Regions from separate parts of the Homo sapiens genome. Here region 1 is linked to region 2. The links are chromatin loops, found by intact Hi-C in ENCODE. Cell type or tissue: Calu3. All regions are shown on one strand. Each heading gives the region's core, and the rest is flanking DNA. Links, peaks and the distances in the headings are about the cores only. Region 1 overlaps TMEM97 (transmembrane protein 97). Region 2 has its middle 62 kb from the start of TMEM97.

Region 1 (8,483 bases), core at 4,370-8,369, 70 kb after region 2:
TTATCTGCCGAGGAGGGGTTCTTTACCTGAGGGTCATGAACTCCCAAAAATGGGTGCAAGTGTGTGTGCCTTTTGTTTCCTGCAAGGAGAATATAGCTTCCATCGACTTTTCAAGGGGCCTAACTCTCCCAAAAAGGCCACGGCTCAAGAATGTTCTACCACTCCCATAAGTCACTCTTTTTTGTTTGCTTCTAGAACCAAACACAACTGGAAGACCTCTGACCTCCTTTTGCATGGGAAAAGCGTAGGTAGCGTGTAGCAAGTTGCAGTCTGGGGACTTGGTTCTTCCAAGAACTGGAGGTGACTTGGGCAGGTCAGGGCTCTATATCCTCCTCAACTGTTGAGAGAGTTGAGTTAAATTATAAGCTCAAACATATACAGGGTGGGTTAGTTTTCATATTGCTGTTGTAGTTACCACAAATGTAGTGATTTAACAGATTTATTTGTTTACAGTTCTGGAGGCCAGAAGTTCACAATGAAATCTTACAGTGCTCAAATCAAGGCAGGGCTCACTCCTTCTGAGGGCTCCAGGGGAGAATCTGGTTCTTGCCTCTTCCATTTTCTGGTGGCTGCCAATGTTCCTTGGCTTGTGTTCACGTCACTTCAATCTCTGCTTCGGGTCATCACATTGCCTCCCTTTCTGTAGTCAGAGTTCCCTCTGCTTCGCTTTTATAAAGACACTTGTCATACATTCAGGGCCCACCAGATAACCCAGAAAATCTCCCATTTCAAAATCCTTAATTACATCTGCAAAGTCCCTTTTGCCAAATAAAGTAATAGTCACAGGTTCCAGGGATTAGGATGTGGTTATCTTTGGGGGCCATTATTCAGCCTACTACAGGGCCAGAGAGTACAGACTCTTCCCAAAGACCGAAGAGGTCATCGCAGCTCTGCAGTAACCATTAATTGCCCTGAAGAAAGGAAAATCTACTACAGTGTTGGCCTATCTGTGGTTTTTGAAACCTGTGTGGCCAGCAATACTCAGACAGGCTGCCTGTTTACAATCTCTGGTGTTATAGGACCTTTTAATACTTGGTAATTAGCCTGCTACTCCATGTAGCCATTCCAGACTTCACAGCTGTTGTCTTCTTTATCCTTCCTGGATGTGCCATTCTCACAAGCCCGTCTTGCTCACCCCTAACAAAATACACTTAAAAGGTGCTCAGCATCATATCATAAAGATCCCATTTAAATGTTTACATTTGATAAAATTTTCTCAGTCTTTTTTTTAGAAACAGGGTCCTTTGTCACCCAGGCTTGGCGTGCTGTGATGCAGTCATGGCTTACCACAGCCTTGAACCTGAGCACAAGAGATCCTCCCACCTGTCTCCTGAGTAGCTAGGACTATAGGTGCACACCACCACACCTGGCTAATTTTTTATTTTTTGTAGAGATGATGTCTTACTGTGTTACCCAGGCTGGTCTTCTGGGCTCAAGCCATCCTCCTGCCTCGGGCTCCCAAAGTGCTGAGATTACAGGTGTGACCCACCGTGCCCAGCGTCAGCTTTATTTTTTTAATGCTGACTTACTGCAGAAGGCCCAAGGGCCAGTGCAGGCAGCATCTGGCCAGAACCTGTGTGTGTGTGTGTGTGTGTGTGTGTGTGTGTGTGTGTGTGTTTGTGTGAGATTTAGGCATTAGCACGGGCATCCTGGGTGTGTGTGTATCTGTGTGTGTGATGATGTTTGAAGGCATTAGCTCGGTGGCATCCTGGCATGGAAGGTCTGTGCCTCCATTCTTGTTGCTTTGGTGTAGGAAATGCTGATTTTGTTGCTTCTCTATGGGGCAAATAATAATAAACGCCTTGAGTTATTCTCATATTCTCTTTGAAAAATGCCAAAATTTAACATCTGTCATTTTCTTCCTGAAATAGAAGGAATGTTTCCCTAGAGTTAAAAAACCTGTAGGAGATCACCTAGTGGTTGGGCTGAAACATGCACAATAAATTTTTTTTCTTGGATTGCACCAAATCACTGCTTGGAAAAACTCATTTTTTTATTTACTTTTTGTTTTTCTTTCTTTTTTTTTTTTGATTTTGTTTTTGAGACAGTCTCTTGTCGCCCAGGCTGTAGTGCAGTGGTGCAATCTCGGCTCACTGCAACCTCTGCCTCTCGGGTTCAAGCAATTCTCCTGCCTCAGCATCCCAAATAGCTGGGATTACAGGTGCTTGCCACAACGCCTGGCTAATTTTTATATTTTGTTATAGATGGTGTTTCACCATGTTGGCCAGGCTGGTCTCAAACTCCTGACCTCAAGCGATCTGCATGCCTCAGCCTCCCAAAGTGCTGGGATTACAGGTGTGAACCACCACGCCTGGCCTGGAAAAACTCTTATTTTATTATGAAACAGTAAGAATTTAGTTTGGATAAGAACATGGTAAGGAGAGGATGGGAAGCATTTTGTAGTATCATTTGCAGCTGGGTAACATTGCTTCTGGTAAAAATAAGGAAAAACAAGTGAGCATCTGGCTCTGAAATCAGTCTGTGTTCCCATTCTAAATTATAGAAGTACAAGATTGGTGAGTAGCAACCACTGGTTTAGAGATCGTGCGTGCAGGCCAGGTGAATCTTTTATGTATAACAAGGGTGGGTTGAGTCAAATAGAGTCAGGTATAAGTGGAAACAGTTTCATTACCTTTGGTAGGGAGGCCATAACTAATAATTTTTAATGACCAGTCGTGAGCTGCGATTTTAATGGGATTAAACTTGAATATCTCCAAATATGTATTAATTACATTCAATTAATCATTATGTGCTAGCCATTATTTTAAAGACTACATGTATTAAGTCACTCTCTTACCAATAGTGAAGTAGGCACTATTACTGGCTCTATTTTATTGATGGGGACACAAGTGTAGGGAGATTAAAGGCCTTGCCTAAAGCCAGGCACTCTACCCCAGGTCCTACACGCCTCACCCATCTGCCAGGTGCCTGGGCTTTCTACTCTCCTACTCACAATTAGTCCCAGCCTCATTCTGGCATCAGGTGGCAGGTATATGACTGTGGGCAGATGGTTGGTTACGATTATGATAATTCATTATTACGACATCTGGGTGATTGTTTTTTAAATTTTGCTGATCTCATCTTGTAGGCCTTAGAAATTAAAGTGCTGTACAAGTCTGCCTCAGTTTATGAAATAGTTGGATCAGAGAGGTTGTAAACAAATTGAATAGAAAGTGAAGTTCAAATGGCCAGAATGCCTTTTTTTTTTTTTAATTTTTTTTTGAGATGGAGTCTCGCTCTGTCACCCAGGCCGGAGTGCAGTGGCTCGATCTCGGCTCACTGCAACCTCAGCCTCCAGAGTTGCTAGGATTACAGGCGTGAGCCACCACACCCAGCTAATTTTTGTATTTTTAGTAGAGACGAGGTTTCACCATGTTGGCCAGGCTGGTCTCAAACTCCTGACCTCAGGTGATCCACCCGCCTTGACCTCCCAAAGTGCTGGGATTATAGGCATGAGCCACCGGGCCTGGCCCAGAATGCCTCTTAAATTTTGCAGTCAGGCCGGGTGCAGTGGCTCACACCTGTAATCCCAGCACTTTGGGAGGCTGAAGCGAGGATCGCTTGTGCCCAGGAGTTCGAAACCAGCCTGGGCAATGTGGCAAAACCCCGTCTCTACAGAAAATTAGCTGGGCTTGGTGGCGCATACCTGTAGTCCCAGCTACTGGGGAAGCTGAGGTGACAGAATCATCTGAGCCCGGGATGTTGAGGCTGCAGTGGGCCGAGATCAAATCACCACACTCCACCAGCCTGGGCAACAGAGACTGTCTCAAAAAAAATAATAATAATTTTATAGTCAATCTTTTAAAGCAGGTAGTGTCATCCAGTATTTTTAAAAATCTAAAAAGCAAAAAAGGGATCTTAAGAAAACATCTAGTCCAAGTTGCTCATTTTACAGATGAGGAAGTAGAACCCTGGAGAGGGACAGTGACTTAGCCTTTGTGTTTCTTATCAATTCAATCCTATTCAAACCACATTCCCATCCAGAAAAGTGCTTAGAAGGAAGCGAAGGGCATTGCTATGAATTTCAATTTCAAATTAAGTACAAATTTGGATATCCTTTGGTCAATAAATTGGTTATCTAGCCAAAGCCTTTCTGAAATTAATAATATGCTAACAGGATATTTGTTTCTGGATGTTTGCTTAAAGTGCTCTTGCAGCAGTGGGGCTTCTATTTCACAATAGCGAGGCTTTATCTTTTGATTAAAAATTAACAGGAAAAATATTCTTGGATTTTCCATTGTAAGTAAGATAAATTCTTACCCTGGAGTTGCCTTTATTAATCATAATATCAAGACTTATTTGTCTTTGAAGGCCTGTGTGTCAGGGCAGCGCCACATCTAGGAGGTTAAATGTGACAAACGTTTAGTAGTCCACATAGAGCCAAGAGCACTAGGCTTTGGGCTCCTATAAAAGCCCAAGATGGGAAGCCTTAAACTCTGCTTCTTTTCTCTGCCTGTAGCCAGGTCAGCATGGATCCGCATCCTTTTTATTTGACAAGGTAATTACAAGCGTGGGGCCCAAGCTAGAACTGAGACGCTAAAACCCTGCATAACCAAGAAGCTACTAGGTAGTTTGTAGTTTGGGGCAGAGTTTGTTCTTCCACTAAAATCCTGTCTCCTAAAATAAACCAAAAATTAGAATTAGGGGAGTTAAGGAACTTGTTTGTCATATTGGAATTAAAGTGTCCAAAATTACATCGCCACAGAGGTTAGATTTACTTCCCCTTTCACTCCCACCCCCACCCCGCAAAAAGAAGAGGGAAATTCAATTCATTTCTGCATTTGAGGGAATCTGGCCTTTGGAGGAGTTTGGTGTGTAGTTGCCATTACAAAAGGGAAAGTGTCAGGATGGTTTTCATGTGTATTTGTTTTTTTAAACAAAGAATGATATTGTTGACAGAAATGTCACATTTGTTCATTCAGCGAACACCCTGAGTGCCTACCAAGTGCCAGATACTTATTGTTGCTCCTGACAGTGGCCAACACACCTGGATGTGTTATCTTGGAATTATGAACAGATTCTGGGTAACACAAAGAAGGGGCTGGAAGAGTTGAGAAAATTTCAGAGAAGGGAACATTTGAGTTAGGGATAGTAAGTTTTTATTAAATGACCACCTAGGCTGTGTCACAAAAGCCAGCTGGACATGCCATCTGCTGCCGGGGTAGTGGGGGGTGGCTAATTAATGACAGGCTCCTCCAGTGTATTTTCAAATGAGCTAGCGCCGAGCCTGTTGAGGGCAAGTGGCTGTAATTCATCATGATCGTTTTCTTTTTCAGTTTAGAAACCTGCTGAAGTGGTATGCTAAGGAGTTCAAAGACCCACTGCTACAGGAGCCCCCAGCCTGGTTTAAGTCCTTTCTGTTTTGCGAGCTTGTGTTTCAGCTGCCTTTCTTTCCCATTGCAACGTATGCCTTCCTCAAAGGTTGGTAAATGGTGGGAAAATCCCATTTTTACTCAGAAATCAGGTCCCAGAAATCTTTTGGGAAAGTATCTCCAAAGGGAAGGGGATGGTCCCCATAGTTTGTGGGAGAATGCTACAGGATCTGGGGTAAATAGCCAGGGTAGATCTTGTAAAGGGACATTAGTGTGGCTCAGGCTCATGTCTGTGGTCAGCAGGCCTGCACGGCTGCCTCAGTCGTCTGGAAATCCCTTGCATACACATGAAGCCTGAGACCACTTAAACAATGAGCTTGTTCCCTTTTGTTTTGTTCCCCAACAGAATTAATTTCTCTTTTTGTTGGCTTTTATTTCTCTGCGTTGGATAGTATCATACTGACTTATAAGCTGTAGCATCAGGCTAATCCCTAATGTGCTTCTCATTTTAAAATTATTCTTAGTGTTCTCATATAATCAATGCTTTTTTAAAAAGGTGACCATACACGTGTACTTGATAAGCTAAAACCACTGAAAATGCTCGTTTCCCATTGGCACCCCCTGGGGTCACTGAATCTGCCTTCTGATCCTCTCACCTATATATAATTACTGAACAAACAGATGCCATGGGGCAGGGATTTCCCTCCCCTTGGATTTTGTACCACACAGGTTTAACCGGTAATGGCAGTTTTATTGCCCTAGAGCTTTTCCGAGTTATGTTCTGACCCCCATTCTTGGTTCTTTGGCGAGCTGTCGGTGAGCTGTCACGTAAGTCTGCATGTTGGGCAGTGTGGCACATCCAGGTTTCCAGTTCCGAGTTTCCACTTGGAGAAGGGAGTAGAAGAAAGCAGGCAGGCAGAGACAGTGGGAAGGTCATGGACACCTTTGAGTCATGAACAGACCTAACCATTTTTCTTTTCCCCTGACTACCTCAGGAAGCTGCAAGTGGATTCGAACTCCTGCAATCATCTACTCTGTTCACACCATGACAACCTTAATTCCGATACTCTCCACATTTCTGTTTGAGGATTTCTCCAAAGCCAGTGGTTTCAAGGGACAAAGACCTGAGACTTTGCATGAACGGTTAACCCTTGTGTCTGTCTATGCCCCCTACTTACTCATCCCATTCATACTTTTAATTTTCATGTTGCGGAGCCCCTACTACAAGTATGAAGAGAAAAGAAAAAAAAAATGAAGGAAACAACCACTGGCCCAGGGTAGAGATGCCTACAGGGTGGTTGCTTGTTGGATACAATACAAGGAACACTGCTCAGAACCCACGTCTTCAGCAGCATTTGAAACACTGGCAGCAATGCACAAGAGCAAGATGGTGTCAGGAACCATGTCAAACCCTCACCTTCTTCCATTTTTTTTTTTTTTTTAAGACAGTCTCACTCTGTTGCCCAGGCTGGAGTAAAGGGCAGTGGCATGATCTCGGCTCACTGCAACCTCCGCCTCCTGGGCTCAAGCCATCTTCCTTAGCCTCCCAAGTAGCTAGAACTACAGGTGTGTACCAACACGTATGGCTAATTTGTTTTGTTTTTTTTGTGTGTGTGGAGACAGGGTTTTGCCATGTTGCCCAGGTTGGTCTCGAACGCCTAGGCTCAAGTGATCTGCCCACCTCAGTCTCCCTAAGTGCTGGGATTACAGACGTGAACCACTGGGCCCAGCCCAAACCTTCACCTTCTAAGGGCACTGGGATGAACAGACCGATCGGCTTGAGGGTGGGCAAAGGGGTGTGGGCTAGGTTATAAGGAAGTGGTACCAAATAACTGTGTGCCTGAGTTCCACCGCAAGATTACTAAAAGCAGGACCAGACCAGAAACTGCTAAAGAACATGGCCTGTTTGACATGTTCATGAGTCACCTGACCCACAGCATATATGCTTATGACTAAACCCTCCACTCCTGATTCTCAAGAGTGTATCACCTGTCAGCAAAATGAATAGTGGGATATTTTGGGCCATTTTAAATGTGAAATTTTGCCTCTTTAATGTTAATTCAAAACTATATCAATGTTTTCTTGTTCCCACCTCTAACCCAAGGAAAAAAGAGAAAACATACTATGCAAAGGAAGTTTAAACTTAAGTTTTCCTTAAGGGTCAGCCCAACAATGACTTTCAGTCAAATGGATTAAACTGGAAAATGTTTTTGTTTCTGTTGTAAACAGATCATCCTAGGCGAAAGTTTTTTTTGTTTGTTTGCTTTTAAATTAGTTTATTTCTAAATCTTAGTCTTCCACATTTCTAGAGGCCACCTGACACAAGTCCCTGTATCTGAAGTCTAGCATCTCAAGGCTGATCTGGAAGTGTGCTAGTATGCTCCCTAGTGGATAACTTAATCTTTTAATACAGTTCCGTCATTCCCATCTTGTTTTCAGAAGAGAAGGTGGCTACAGCCAGGCATAACATATCCACTGTGTGCATAGAGGGTCTCTTCACGTTGATGCTTGGCATTCCATCAGCTTTCTCTAAGTCTTTGCTCAAGTTCAACCTTAAAATGATGTTAGACAACAGGTCCCAGTCAGTTCCCTCTATTTTCACCCATTTTGCTCACAAGCCATATTGGCCCGATTAGTGGTACTGTCTGACTCACGTGTGTGATCCAAATAAAGGTAGCTGCTGACCACTGCCTGGTTTGTTTTGTGGACTAGGGGATAGAGAATCCAGGGTTCTCTCATGAGGAGTTAAACATATTTCAAGAGCAACAGGAAAAAAGGTACATCAAGCCATTTGAAAACAAAAATTTATTGCTTCTCCTTCCAAAGCTTTGTGAATTTACAAAAAAAAGGATGAAAGTTTACAAACTGCTTAGTTCCAACTAAGCATAAGAGGTGAGAACGTACACTGCAGGGCCACCAGCAGCAGCTGTGCACTGATGTTAAAACTGGCTCCCCCAGACTTGTAGTGCTGTCTTCAGGGGGCTGCATTCCTTACACGCCACCTCTTGTGACATAGGTCATTGGTCAAGCCGCTGGAATGCTACAGAGGTTTTTTTGGTTTTGAGAGGCTTTTTTTTGTTTTGCCTTCCTACTATAAAAGCGAAATTTTCAGTTCATTTCTGAAAAATAAATTGGTCAATAAATTCATTTTGTTCTGCTTCTACTTTACAC
Region 2 (9,692 bases), core at 2,760-6,759:
GGCTGGTCTCAAACTCCTGGCCTCAAGCGATCTTCCTGCCTTGCCTCCCAAAGTGCTGGGATTACAGGTATGAGCTGCCACACCTGGCCTGCACTTTCTAACTTATATATTCTATATTTATTATATTTATGTCCGATCCCTTCCCAGCGGCATCTCCTCCCTCAGTGTAGGCGTCATTAATTGCAGCTGGGCTCTTTGCTTATTTTGTCTATTGATGGATCACAAGCACCTAGAACAGTGCCTGGCACTTAGCAGATACTCAATAATACATATTAAATGAATGACTAACAGTTACACACAGGAACGCCAGCCTGATGATTCACACACCCAATGCACAGAGAATTTTGTGCCTGCAACACACCATGATTCACAGACTACGATGCCCATAAACATGATGCACACCCCCAGAGCTCCTAAGCCCCTCAACCCTCTTTTAACCGGGAACTCCACTCATCCCCACCATCCCAAGCAGGGATAAGAAGCCTTAGTAGCTGTCCTGACCATCAGAATGGCAGACGAGGCTGCCCTGGCCTAACCCCTTCATGCCCTTAGTGAGCCTGAGGAGGGCCCTTGGTGTCAGCCCCCATCCCCAGGCTCCTAGAGAATACAGCTGATAGGGGGCCCAAACATTACCATGGTGCTGGGCAGGTGCAGAGGAGCACAGCAAAGCGTCTCTGGCCAGGACCTGAGTCCCTTTATATTCCTAAGGATCCATGCCCCCTTTCCCGCTAAAGTTCCACTTCCAGCGCAGCCTTCTTTTCCTCCCCCTGTGTCATGACCTGAAAGTCCGGAACAGAGAGAAGGTGGGGGTGGAAGCACATGGGCTACCAGCTGTTCTGACCAGGGCACAGTCCCTGCCAGGGGCCCAGAGGTGTGGGTGGCAGAGGCAGGGAGGCCTGGGGAATAGGGTAATGTTTTGCTCCAAGTATACAGATCCAAGGAGAAACTGGCTCTGGGGTTGAGAGGGGGCTGTGCTTTTCCCAGGGGCTACTGTCAGGGAGTTATGCTGAGACCAGATGCCCCTCCCCATCTGGCTAGATCCAAGGTGCCTCCTTTCCTTACAGGGCTGCTGTGGGGTCCCAGCACCCCTTATTCCCCTTCCCTAGGCCTGCTGCCATGGGGAAGGGGTGGGGTTATGGTTTCTGGTTTCAGGATTGCAGGCCCCACTGCACAGCTTGGAGATTTTCTCAGCCTGCCTGGCCATTTTGGAGCCCCTGAGGCATGACCTGCTAAGCCTTCTGGAGGGTGGTGGGTCTTGACTGCTTGGATGATGAACTTAGGCCTTGGCTGCCTCAGGCCACAGAGCCTCAGCTGTGTGGCCTGTCAGGTCGCCTCTACCCGTTCAATATTGCCACCTTTCTGGGGCAAGGTTGTGAAATGTGCGCCGATTCTTCGTGCCCACCCCAACCCCAGAAGGGGCACACTAGGAAGAGCAAGGGCTTCTGGGTAGGAATCCTAAATTCACTACCTCCTGGCTGTGTGACCTTGATTAAGGGACATCATCTCCCCTGAGCCTCCACATCCTCATCTGTGAAATGGAGCTGGTTAGGACTGTTGTGAAGATGGATTTGGATTATGTAGCTCAGCCTTTGGACAGCTCCTGGCACATGCTAGATGATTAACAGGCGTGAGCCCCTCCATTCATGAAAGAAACGCTTTCTCCCATCTCCACTTCTGAAAGTGTCTCATCTTCTGGCCTCTTCTCCTTATTAAAACCCGCTCCTGGCCAGGCATGGTGGCTCATGCCTGTAATGCCAGCACTTTGGGAGGCTGAGGTAGGAGGATTACTAGAACCCAGGAGTTTGAAACTAGCCTAAGCAACATAGAGAGACCTTGTCTCTACAAAAAATTTTTTAAAAGCTAGGTGTGGCCGGGCATGGTGGCTCACGCCTATAATCCCAGCACTTTGGGAGGCCGAGGTGGGCAGATCACCTGAGGTCAGGAGTTCGAGACCAGCCTGACCAACATGGAGAAACCCAGTCTTTATTAAAAATACAAAATTAGATGGGCGTGGTGGTGCATGCCTCTAATCCCAGCTACTCGGGAGGCTGAGGCAGGAAAATCTCTTGAACTCGGGAGGCAGAGGTTGCGGTGAGCCAAGATCGTGCCATTGCACTCCAGCTTGGGCAACAAGAGCAAAACTCCATCTCAAAAAAAAAAGCTATGTGTGGGTGGCACATGCCTGTAGTCCCAGGTACTGGGGAGGCTGAGGTAGGAGGATTGCTTGAGACTGGGAAATTGAGGCTGCAGTGAACCAGGATTGCGCCACTGCACTTCCAGCCTGGGTGACAGAGCAAGACTCTGTCTCAAAACAACAACAAAAACAAACAAACAAGAAAACCCTGCTTTTGGTGGGGGTGTGAGAAACTCAATGTCAATGTCACTGAAGTTTATGGGATGGCTCAGTAGCCAAGTGAGACCAAGACTGCATTTCTATGGAGCCAATAATCTCTAGAAAAAGAAATGAGATTACCATGAAAAAATTCCATAGTACAGGGTGGGAGGAGATATCTAGGGACCAGTGTACCCTAAATACCAGTAAACAGGCTATTCCTTATTCCCATTAGTCACAGCCCAGTGCTGAACATCCCCCCGCCCCTACAAGAGCTCAAACGATGTGTCCTTTTGCAGTCTCAGCTGTCCTAACAAACCCAGGCTCTTTTGCAGGCACTGAGGGCTCTCAGCCCCTCACTCTTCTGGACTCCCTTACTAATTCCGGGAACTGTGGAGGGTTATGGGGAGGGAGGAAAGGTGGAAGAAAGGAAAGGAGGACGCTCAGAGGCTGCCTGCCAACCTCTGAGGGCAGGAGGCAGTGGTGGCAGCGCTGTGATGGGCAGGACGAGGGAATGCGGCTTGAGGACACAGCTCCAGGTGGGTATCCCTGTCAATCACCCCTTAAACTCTGACTGAAAGCTGCCATTTAAATGGACCTTCCAAATTCACTGTGGAGTATGTGCCCAGGTTCCCAGAGAGCAGCAGGACAGGGGCTCCAAGTTGGTGTGTGACCATTTGGACCGGCCCATTTCCAGGGCCCCTGAGATAAGCCCCGTGGGCTTCCTGTGAGGCATGATGGTTCTCAAATATCATTCTCTGCTACCCACTGTGGAACAGACCCAGTAATAGTGATCTTGAGTCTCCTGGCTGACTTGCCCCAGACTGACCATCCAACCCACTCTGGGACCACCGCTACTCCTCTCTGCTGGGGGTGGCCCAAACCTGGCCTCCCAGGGGCTCACTCCTTCCTACCTGCCCTCCAGTGCATCTGGGGTGCTGGTGACATCCCGAGAGAGACAGAGAGAGAGGCCATTAGCTAGGCTGCAGACCGTGGAGAGCAGCTGGCCTAGGAGGGGCCTGGCTGCCCTGTACAGCATCACTGCATTTTTTTTTTAAAGTCCCATAGAAGCCCTTTCCCCTTGGTGAGGGAGTCTCATGGTGTCCTGTGTTCTGCCCTCTAGACTGCATGCTTCCTGAGGGCAGCTGGGGTCTTGTTCAGCTCTGAACTTTCAGCATCTGGCACAGTGCCCAGCTCACCGTGGGCCTCCTTGGATGCTTAGGGGGTGGGTGGAGGTGGGAGGGAGGCAGGAGGAAGGGAGGGAGGAGCAGAAGGGAAGGAGGGACTCATGGATCAATGGATGTGACCCACAAAGGGACAAAGGGACAGATGAATGAGCGAACAAATACATGGCCTGGCTCACCTCCTCGGGCCTGGAAGCAGCTGCCACCCATGCTCACGTGTCCATGTGCTTAGCTTCACATGTGGATGTGGAAGAGGCAGAGGGAGGAAACCGAGGGACCCCCCATCTCATCTGTGGGCTCCTCCAAAACGGGCTTGTGTCTCCTCCTCTCTTGGATCTTCCTTGCTCCTCTGCTCCCCCAAACCTGAGGCTGGGCCACACCTGGCCTTCAACTGCCCCTTATTACCTCCCAGGACTCTTCTCATCTGGGACTTGCTAGGGCAGGAAGGGCAGTGTGGCCTGGGCACAGGGGCCAGGGAAGAGGAAAAGGTGGCCTCTCCCAGCCTCCTCCTCCCCCCAGCGTTCTTCTCCCAGCCCTCCTCCTCCCTGGCCCTCCTCCCCACCTCTCCTGAGCGGGCCCATCCTGCCCTCTAGGCTACAGTTCCAGCGCTCACGACGGAGCTGGAACTCAGGATGGAACTCAGGATGGGACTGAAACTGGAGCAGGCCCAGGTGTGCAGCGTCCCGCAGGGTCTCAGCCAGGTAGGGGTCCCTCCAGCAGAGCTGCTTCTGCCGCTGGGAAAACTTCAGCATCAGCAGGTCACACTGCTTCAGGTTGGCCCCACCCCGTGTTGGGGCCACCGCAGCGCCCAATCCTGGGAATGGCGTCAAGACCTCCCACCCCGTCAGGCTGGAGAGGGCAAGAAGAGGGAGATGGGTGAGCCTTGGGGATGGTGGCGTGGGGCAGATGAAGGGAAGGGGGCCTTCTCGGGGGCTTCATTTACTGCCCTTCTGGGTGGCAGGCTGACCCCATGGGGGTCCCATCCCCATTTTACAGATTAGGAAACCAAAGTTCCTGGAACAAGGTTTGCTGCAGGACCTTAAACCCAAGTTTTCCAGATTCCGATCTCTGCTCTTCTTATCCACCCTGTTTCCCAAACTTGCCCAGTTAGAAAAATCATCTGGAGTGCTTATTAAAAATACACTTTCCCAGGATCCATGCTGGGCAATTCGGAGTCTACTGGTCTGGAATTGAGCCTGGAAATATGTATATTTACCACATTCCCCGGCTAGCTTTTGTGATCCAAGAAGTTTGGGAAATAGCGCACATAGTATTTGTCGCTGCCTGGCCAGGAGAGCCACATTCCTAAGAGGAGGCCGGCAGAGGGGATGTGCACATTGAGCGGACACCCAGCCAAGGTCCCCTGACATCCCTCTCTCCCTTACATAATGTTGCTGCCCAGGTAATCCCATACCAATCTAACATGTTTCCATACTTCCCAGATAGACCTTCAACCATCTGACCACTTGGTGCCTGCTACAAATAGATGCCTGGGGAGGGAAGGGGAGGAAAAGAAAGGAGGGAAGGGGAGGAAAGGAAAGAAGGGAAGGGAGGAAGGACTGATGGATGGTTGGATGAAGGTGAAGGAGCTGAATTCCCATCAGGCCATCAATCCCAGACTTCTTGTTCTCCTAGATCCAAAGTTCATCGATTCTGGAGCCAAGCTGCCAAATTCTAAGACTGACTTTATAGCTGTGCGGTTTCCTTGGTTTTTCTCTTCTGGAAATTGGGGAGAGTGATCTTCTCTACCTCCTAGGGTTGCTGGGAGGATTATATGAAATGGACTAACCACATGCAGGCCTACCTTCCTGCTAACTGGAGTTTCCGAAATTTCTCTCGTTTTGCAATATGCTTTACTCTCCAACTAAGCAGAGTCTCCCCTTTGTCCAGATATGGAAATGATGGTTTAATGAGGAGGCTGCAACTGGCTTGGTCATTCAACATATTGGCAGCAGGGTGGAAATTGGAATTAGAGCTTGCCTTCCTTCTTCCCAGAAACTGTGAGATAGCTCTGCTGCTTCAAAATGTTTGCTGTCCTATACCCTGGTGGCCCCCAGTGTGGGTGGAATATACATCATTCCAGGACTCCCCCCCACCGAAAGAAGTAACCCCATTCTGGGGCATCCTGACCTCATAGCCATGGTAAAAGAGCAAAAGTGGGTTGGGTGTGGTGGATCACGCCTGTAATCCCAGCACTTTGGGTGGCCAAGGCAGGTGAATTTCTTGAGTCCAGAAGTTTGAGACCATCCTGGGTGACATAATGAAACCCCATCTCTACTAAAAATACAAAAATTAGCAGTGCATGATGGCACAAGCCTGTAGTCCCAGCTACTTGGGAGGCTGAGATGGGAGGATAGCTTGAGCCTGAGAGGCAGAGGCTGCAGTGAGCTGAGATCGCGTCACTGCACTCCAGCCTGAGCAACAAAGTGAGACCCTGTATCCAAAAAAAAAAGAGCAAAGCAAAGGTGGAAGCAGGGGATAGCTCTTAGAGCTCCTGCTTGGATGTGGCACTTGCCACTGTTGCTCAGGTGCCACTGGCCAAGGCAAGTCCTGTGGTCAAGCCAGGAGTGGTTAGAGAGGCCCACATCCCTCTGAGCCAAGGGCACAGCTCTCCTGTTTGAAGCCACCTGCCTTAGCCAGGATGTCTGGCTGGATGCCACACCCTCTCTGTATGCCCCAGAAGTCAGAAGCCTCACCAGAGGTTATGCAGCCTGGCCAGGCCCCAGGTACCCTCAGAAATCACCCGTAGATTCCAGTCCCATCATGGAGCATATCTCCGAAACCCCCAAGCAGAGGTAGGTGCTATTGGGCTCCCCCTGGCCCAGCCTGGAGTTGGGCTCCTCTCCCAGACACGGTGAGGGTAGTAACCTGTTAATCATTAATCTGGGGGCAAATCGGTTCATTTCCAGTCCACCAGTTCTACACCCAAACCCCTCCCTGCAGCCTGGCAGGAAACCCTCAGAGCTTGACCCTTGGCAGGTCCAGAGCAGAACAGGATGTCAAGCCCAGCTGAGGAGGCCACGCCTTGACTGGTTTCCAGTGTGGAGGGCAGCTTGGGGGCTGCAGAGCTACCTCGCCTTCAAACGCCCTCCTCCTCACCCTTCTGCTCACACAGTTCCCGTGTTTCAGAAACTAGACCTCCCTGGTAGCAGCTGATTGACTGACAGAGGGGAGAACAAGCAGGGAGTGATGGAAATTTTGGCCAATGAGGCTGCATATCCTTCAAGACCTGCCTCAAATGCCATTTTAATAGCTATTATTGTCATTATAGCTACATTCATATCATATGACATATGATATATAACACATTATTATTATTTTACTTAAGTTCTGGGATACATGTGCAGAACATGCAGGTTTGTTATATAGGTACACATGTGCCATGATGGTTTGCTGCACCCATCAACCCGTGATCTAGGTTTTAAGCTAAGCTGCATGCATTAGGTATTTGTCCTACTGCTCTCCCTCCCCTTGTCCCCCACCTCCCGACAAGCCCCAGTGTGTGATGTTACCCTCCCTGTGTCCTTGTGTTCTCATTGTTCAACTCCCACTTATGAGAACATGTGGTGTTTGGTTTTCTGTTCTGGTGTTAGTTTGCTGAGAATGATGGTTTCCAGCTTCATCCATGTCCCTGCAAAGGACATGAACTCATTCTTTTTTGTGGCTGCATATTATTATTAATTATTATTATTATTATTATTTTTGAGACAGAGTCTTGCTGTGTGGTCCAGGCTGGAGTGCAGTGGCGTGACCTCAGCTCACTGCAACTTCCGCTTCCCAGGTTCAAGCAATTCTCCTGCCTCAGCCTCCCAAGTAGCTAGGACTACAGGTCCCTGCCACCATGCCCAGCTGATTTTTGTATTTTTAGTAGAGATGGGGTTTCACTTTGTTGGCCAGGCTGGTCTCAAACTCCTGACCTCAAGTGATCTGCCCACCTCGGCCTCCCAAAGTGCTGGGATTACAGGTGTGAGCCACTGTGCCCAGCCCAAGCTGTGTTCTTGTCTGGGACTCCCCTATAGTGTGGAGTGAAGGCTCAAAGTTGGTTTGTCTAACTAAAGGCGTCATCCTTGATTATGACCTCTGACATCTGGAGAGTGCCAGAATTCCCTAGGCTGCCCTTGGGGGGCTTAGGGAACCTCGTCTCTATAAAAAAAATGTAATAATTAACCGGGCGTGGTGGTGTGCACCTGTGATCTTCTTCCTTTGCAGTACAAACTCTTATCGCTGCCTACTGGCCAATTGGCCAGGAACATGCACCCTGGTGTTTCAATCTCCAAACATTAACATTTTGCCTAACAACCAAACTATTCAGGTTCCTTTAGTAGTCCCTGTTTCCTCCTTCTCCACACACACCAGGCGGGCTGTACACTTCATTCTCTTTAGCAGGGGCAAAACATCTCTGCTACACTCAGCACCAGGATAGCTGGTTGGCCCTTTCTTAGGACCCCAAATTTTCCTCCTCATAATACTAACAATTGGCCCATGTGTACTCACTTCCTATCCCACTTTCTCTTCCAAAGGCTGAACTCCCTTGTCCAGGCAACACCCAGAAACACATTAATACCATCATTCTCTTCTGCCAAGTCCAATATCAGTGCCTCAAGGAAAACAGCTCTGGGTAGGGTGTGCTGGCTCACGCCTGTAATCCCAGCACTTTGGGAGGCCAAGGTGGGCAGATCACCTGAGGTCAGGAGTTCAAGACCAGCCTGGCCAACATGGTGAAACCCTGTCTCTACTAAAAATACAAAAATTTGCCAGGCATGGTGGTAGGTGCCTACAGGCTGGAGGCTGGAGAATTGCTTGAACCCAGGAGGCGGATGTTGCAGTGAGCCGAGATTGTGTCATTACATTCCAGCCTGGGCAACAAGGGCAAGACTCCATCTAAAAAAAAAAAAAAAAAAAAAAAGAAAGAAAACAATTGTGAAGTCAAACACCCACTGCTTCAAAACACAAACCTGAGTACAGCGCCCTATTCAGCAAGAAGCAGCCAGACAGTCAACAATGCCCCTCTTCCTTTTAAAGTAAAAGGCAAGAATGTTAGTCCAAACTGCACCATGTTGTAAGCTCCCTGCTATTTTGCAGATCTTGGTCAAAGTGAAACATTTCACAGGGGTTTGTGCTGTGAGAAACATCTTGCCTAACCACCTGACCACAAGGTGGACAAAGGCCCAACTAAAGAAATATCCCTATCATGTCTTGCTGGACAAAGATCCAAGGAACACCATGATGACATCCTGCTGGAACAAGGGCCAGAACAGCCACATCGTGGGAACGAATATCTCATCAATATCCTGCCGGGCAGCAAGCCATACTGCCCAGGCCACTCCCACCCATACCTATAAATTGCCCCAGCCTGTAAGCAGTGTAGGCTCTGGCATTAGGCTGGTCTTTTGTAGGTTTTATGCTGGATGTAAAGCCTGCATTTGCTGTTAAGCTGCCCTCTTTCTGTGTCTTTCTTTAGCCCTCACCTTCCCTTCAAAACCTAACAGCAGTAACATATAGTACAGTTCGTAGCTTAGGAGCTGTAGGCCATACCACATAGCCTAGGTGTGCTGTGGGCTATACCACCTGGGTTTGTGTAAGTATACGCTATGATGTTAGCACAAGGTGACATCACCTAATGACACATTTCTCAAGCTCCTCCTCATATGGCAAGCAATGCATGACTGTATATGAAAGCTCTTAAATAGGGATTAAGTTTCTAAATCTCTAAAAGAAAAAAGTCATTATTTACTGCATATGGACATTTTTTTTTTGAGATGGAGTTTCACTCTTGTTGTCAAAGCTGGAGTGCAATGGCAGGATCTTGGCTCACTGCAACTTCTGCCTCCCGGGTTCAAGCAATTCTTCTGCCTCAGCCTCCCATAGCTGTGATTACAGGCACCTGCCACCATGCTTGTTGTGGGAAGTCAGGGACCCCCCGAATGGAGGGACCTGCTGAAGCCGTGACAGAAGAACATAAATTGTGAAGATTTCATGGACATTTATTAGTTCCCCAAATTAATACTTTTACAATTTCTTATGCCTGTCTTTACTACAGTCTCTGAACATAAATTGTGAAAACTTCATGGACATTTATCACTCCCCCAATCAATACTCTTGTGATTTCCTGTGCCTGTCTTTAATCTCTTAATCCCATCATCTTCATAAGTTGAGGATGCCTGTCGCCTCAGGAC

The links. Peaks named below come from ENCODE experiments on the same cell type or tissue, not always from the same donor. Only the 100,000 strongest peaks of a DNase experiment are listed, where the experiment ranks them.
Region 1: it touches region 2 in a loop (4-fold over the local background); 6 of 110 quality-filtered maps call a loop at or near these places.

The regions. Positions count from the first base shown.
Region 1 is chr17:28,320,227-28,328,709 of GRCh38, forward strand. It overlaps TMEM97 (transmembrane protein 97), which reads left to right. Exons shown (of 3, transcript NM_014573.3): 2 at 5,277-5,421; 3 at 6,308-8,459. The coding sequence ends at 6,567. It overlaps IFT20 (intraflagellar transport 20), which reads right to left. Exons shown (of 5, transcript NM_001267776.2): 5 at 8,100-8,483. The coding sequence ends at 8,426. Among named protein-coding and RNA genes, the nearest start is that of TMEM97, 5.3 kb to the left of the region's middle. RefSeq lists an enhancer at 6,943-6,992. In Calu3, for the core only: no CTCF peak of the experiment used is centred there; a DNase peak (open chromatin) is centred at 6,045.
Region 2 is chr17:28,252,307-28,261,998 of GRCh38, forward strand. No RefSeq gene overlaps it. Among named protein-coding and RNA genes, the nearest start is that of TMEM97, 62 kb to the right of the region's middle. In Calu3, for the core only: no CTCF peak of the experiment used is centred there; no DNase peak of the experiment used is centred there.